2 separate regions of the Homo sapiens genome follow, and region 1 is linked to region 2. The links are chromatin loops, found by intact Hi-C in ENCODE. Cell type or tissue: HepG2. All regions are shown on one strand.

Region 1 (2,500 bases), 47 kb after region 2:
CTGATTTCCTAATATTATAAAAATGAGGGTAAAGTTAGACTACGTATTTCCTGAAGTGTTTCACAATCCTTCCAAATTTTAAAGGTTCTATGCTTTGTTTGACATTAAGAAATGGAAACCAGGCTTATATATATTATATATATGTAAATATATATAAAATATATAAAATAATATAATATATAAAAATATAAAATAATTATAAGCATTATATATTATAAGCATTTTCTTATTTTAGAAACCTGAGACTGAGATGAAGGGTTCTACATGTGAAAGAGAGACTAAGGTCGGCAGAAAAGAGGCTACTCCCTGAAAAGATATAGTTGTTCATTACAGATCATCCTCTGCATCTCATGGATGCAAAATATTTCTCCACAATAATTTGCAAATATCTAGCCACACCAGACTAGATATTTACAAAATATTATGGAGAAACGCTCATAGGTATTTAAGCTTTGCTTGTGTGCTACTAATAGTTTTAACTCAGTGATCCCAGAAAGCTAGCTTCTGATAATCAACCCTATAGTGGTGCCACTGGTTTTGCCAACCACTATTGCCCAGTCCTGCCTTCTTTTTTATAGGAAGAGTTATTTGCAGCCCTAAGTAGAATGTGAGGCTATGAAGAGACTAAACCAGAGAGTGGAACTAAAAATATTCGAAAGACAAACAATGGTGCAAAGGTTATCTCACAGGTCTTTAACCAATAAGACTAAGATTATATAAAAAGTTATGCACACCAAAAATAAAAAGACAAAAAAAAAAAATCACACTGGCTTCTTCATTCTACTTTTAGTGGGTCAGTGGTGGAGGTACTCATGAAACCAATAACCACCATAAGTGACCCTATTCCTTGAATCTCTAAGTAAGTGTGCTGGAAGAAAGGAAGGAAATTCTTAAGGCTGGGCATAGTGGCTTACATCTGTGATCCCAGCACTTTGGGAGGTGGAAACAGGAGCACTTAAGGACAAGAGTTCAAGCCTAGCCTGGGTAACATAGCGAGACTCTGTCTCTACAAAAAATAAATAAATAAATAAATAACCAGGCATGGTGGCACACACCTATAGTCTCAGCTACTCAAGAGGCTGAGGCAAGAGGATTGCCTGAGCCCAGGAGTTCAAGGCTGCAGTGAGAGCTATGATGGTGTCACTGTGCTCAGCCTGCATGACAGAATAAGACACTGTCTCTAAAAAATAAATCAATAAATAAGTTTGTTGGAAATGTAACTAAGTGGTAAAGTCCAGAAACCAGATTCCCATGGCCTCCCTGCTATCCATTCTGAAACAATGATTCTAACTTTTTCAGGGGTGACTGAGAATCTGATCAAAGTTTTGAACTTGCCTCAGAAAAGTAAATACAGTCAACCCTTGAACAACATGAGTTTGAACTGGATGAAAGTCCACTTATATGTGGATTTTCTTCTAACTGTGCCACCCAAGACAGCAAGACTAATCCCTCTTCTTCCTCGTCAGTCTGCTCAAGGTGAAGATAAGGATGAAGACCTCTATGATGATCTATTTCCACTTAATGAAGAGTAAATATATTTTCTCTTATGATTTTCTTAATAACATTTTTATCTAGCTTACTTTATTTTAAGAATACAGTTACATAATACACATAACATACATAATATGAGGAGTCAAAAGTTATGTGGAATTTCGACGCACAGGGTATCTGTATCTCCTATGTTGTTCAAGGGTCAACTGTGTACATACAGAATTTTACATGTAAACATCTTTTTTCCTTTTAGAGACAGGGCCTCACTTTGTTGCTCAGGCTGGAGTACAGTGGCACGATCATGGCTCACTGCAGCCTCAATCTCCTAGGCTCAGGTGATCCTCCTACCTCAGCCTCCTGGTAATTAGGATTATAGGCACACACCACCACACTTAGCTAATATTTTTGTATTTTTTGTAGAGACAGGGTTTCACCATGTTTCCCAGGCTGGTCTCAAACTCTTGGGCTCAAGCAATCCACCTGCTTCAACTTCCCAAAGTGCTAGGATTACAGGTGTGAGCCACCCTGCCCAGCTGCATATAAATATCTTGAGGTAAAGACCCTCCCAAAGACATCTAGAAGTATAGGTTTAAGAATGTCTGCTCTATCTGGTGCGAAGGAAAAAAAAAATCAAAATCACAATAATAAAAGAAAAAAAGACTAAATAAAAAAAATAAAGAATGTCTGCTCTAGAGGACAAACGAATAGAAAAAAAGCTAGTAAAGACTGAGTTCAAGGAAAGCGACAACAAAACAGTGTAAGAGACATTTCCTTTGGCAAAATGCATTAAGAATAAAAGCACAAGTTTCCAAACTTTTACACCAAATATTTCATTTACCTAGTTATATATTCTCTAGTTTCAAAAACAAAAACGCTTAAGTTCTTATCAGTTACCTCTGCACATAACAAAAGAATATTTGTAAAGCCATCAACACAGAGTATCTCTGAATACCTACTTGTGTTTTCCTTTTCAGTTTGACTTTTCTTTGGAATTCGATATACCTCCTGC
Region 2 (2,500 bases):
AAGGTACGCATCCCTCCCCAAACCTTCCCTCCCCGTTCCTGGGTCCCCAGCTCTGACATCTGACAAGAAAAAAAAAAATACTTTCTATGATGAAAAGGGCTTCTTAGAAGGTACACAGTTTGCCCAGAACATTGCCTGGTGGGCTACCAAAAGCAAGGGGAGTACCTTGCGAGCCAGATGTTTAAAGTCTTCAGTTGTGGTAATTCTTCCCACTTTGCAGTCAGGTTTCCGGTAAGGGTTCAGGCACTGGACGATGAACTGGGACATCTGCAGGCAGAGAAAAGAGAACACGTTGCTCAACAGTCCAGAGAGGGCAAGGAGTTGTACTGAGGAAATAACTAGAAAAGGTAGTGAGTAAAGCCAGCCAATCCTTCTCCTTTTCCTCCCTCAGGTTAACTGGTTTGGACAGTGGAATACTAGTAAGCCAGTAAGATCTGAGAAAAGGATACGGGCTCAGCCTGAGAGGGAAAGAGCTCCCCTGGATGGACTAAGCAAGCCTTAAAGGAGGCTGGAGGGACTCAACAGCATGACTTCAATGCTGAGTCCTTCAGCAGCCCCAGGTTTCAGTCAATGAATTTTGTGTCCTTGGCATAAAGACAGTAGCTGGGTTCTCTGGGCCCTGGAGGCAAGGCAGAGCACAGCAGGTGTTCCAGAGCTTCTATGAGGCTTAGCAATCCCAGGAACCACAGGAATTTTGTCATTGAAGGGTACTTAGATTCTTTAAGTGGTCATACCACAGCATGTGAAGCAGATGGAAGCATGATATGACAGCCAGCAAAGGAAAACCTAAGCAGAATCCTTTTCCTTCCACCACTTACTATGTCCTCCCTGGGCTGTCTAAGTATGGTCTGTCCTACCCAGGTGCTCCCAAACACTCTAGGAATAGGACCTTCAGAGGTATTTGTGGTGCTAAGATCATAGGGGACAAAGAGAATAAAGAGGCCAGTCATAGCCATTTCATCAGAGAGCACTTTGAACAAAGTCTACCCATCACTAAAATTCAGTGAGCCTTCAGGTGTTCAAAGAACAAGGCTATATCACAAGGTAGGCACTAAATAAACAGCTGCTGGTTCAATGAGCTGAAATACCAGTATGTTCACAAAGGGACCATAAGAAACTAAATTTTATCCCTGCATAAGCCTTTTAACTCAAGGTTTTTCTGGGGTTTCCTGGCCTCCAAACTCTCTTCCTTCAGTCTATCCCCTCAAACACAGATAGGGATTTCATTACCCCCTGCTTAAAATTCTGCAATGGTTCCCGATAACCCACAGACACATAGTTCCTATATGAAGAAGAACAATACCATTCCACCTCATTTTCAACAGCCCTCCCATATCTTGTGCTATAGCCCATCAGGCCACTTACAACTCCCTGGAAGGGAAGATGCTCTCTCTTGCCTCTGTACATTCTATTGATATAAGTTAGATCCCCTGCTGATCCATCTGGCCAATTCCTACCCCTGATTCAAGCGCCCTTCCTGACTGCCCAGATTGTGGCTCCCAGCCCTAATATGGCATACTTTTCACACAGCTGTCGCTACTTATTTACAGGTCTGTTTCTTCCAAAACACTACAAGCCCCTTCAGTGAATGAAGATTGGAGTTTAGAACCTAGATGCTATGAAGCAGACAAGTTTAGTGTCTTGATGGTTGGTAAGACACACTTCTGGTAGCATAAAAAGGAGCAGCATTCTCCCAAGCCCTGGAGAATTAGGCAGCTACCAAATGAGATATTACAGAAAGAGAACTGGACTTTGAGCCAGAACGCCTGAGTTCAAATCTTTTGTCTAGAACTTGCCTTCTCTGAACCTTAAGAGTTCTTTCACCTGAATAAGAGGAAAGGCAATCTGTCTTGCCTACCTCAAGGGCTGTTGTGGGGACAAAATGAGTCAATGGGTACTGAAGTGCTTAACCAGTTGAAAAAGGCCACACCTCTTTCACCAATGTGTCATTCACATAACAACTAAGTCAAATCACAGAAGCAAGAGGAATACCCAAAGACAAGGCAGCCTACCACTACAGACAGCTTTCTTTTGCCATAGATGCTACAGAAGGCCCACAGTCAAACAAGCAAATGTGGTCTGAGAGGGGCTCCTGTCAAGCCAAGAAAAGATGGCTGAGGAGTTTTCAGTGCTAAAAGAAGCACTTCAGCAAGACATACACACAAGGAACACCTTGTGTTCCTGCCTATCTTGGGGCAAAGGAGATATTCGACATACTTAGGACAAGAAATGAAAGGGTTCAGATTTAAGCCTGAGGAGCTTAGTGCTTATATCCACCAAACCTTACCTCTTTTCTGAATACTTCTTTGCTTTTCTTTGCTAGTTCACTGGAGGTGTCTGCTTCTGCTGTCTTGGGCTTTTTCGAGGCCTAAAAATGGAGGAGAAAACACAGTGGTGCTGGCATGAGAAGTCAGTTTAGTGATGCCCTACTGTCCCAGAACCCTCCTTTCTTTCCCCTAGCAGGGATACCTGATTCTTGGTATTAGAATCCGTTTAGAGG

Evidence for each region. Hi-C counts contacts between places; a loop is a spot of excess contacts. Peaks named below come from ENCODE experiments on the same cell type or tissue, not always from the same donor. Only the 100,000 strongest peaks of a DNase experiment are listed, where the experiment ranks them.
Region 1: a loop joins it to region 2, with 2.3 times the contacts of the local background. A loop is called at or near these places in 2 of 110 quality-filtered maps.

The regions. Positions count from the first base shown.
Region 1 is chr3:47,064,623-47,067,122 of GRCh38, forward strand. It overlaps SETD2 (SET domain containing 2, histone lysine methyltransferase), which reads right to left. Exons shown (of 21, transcript NM_014159.7): 13 at 2,448-2,496. Among named protein-coding and RNA genes, the nearest start is that of NBEAL2, 86 kb to the left of the region's middle. In HepG2, no CTCF peak of the experiment used is centred here; DNase peaks (open chromatin) are centred at 639 and 1,269.
Region 2 is chr3:47,017,473-47,019,972 of GRCh38, forward strand. It overlaps SETD2 (SET domain containing 2, histone lysine methyltransferase), which reads right to left. Exons shown (of 21, transcript NM_014159.7): 19 at 2,288-2,368; 20 at 166-267. Among named protein-coding and RNA genes, the nearest start is that of NBEAL2, 39 kb to the left of the region's middle. RefSeq lists a silencer at 1,943-2,022. In HepG2, no CTCF peak of the experiment used is centred here; a DNase peak (open chromatin) is centred at 949.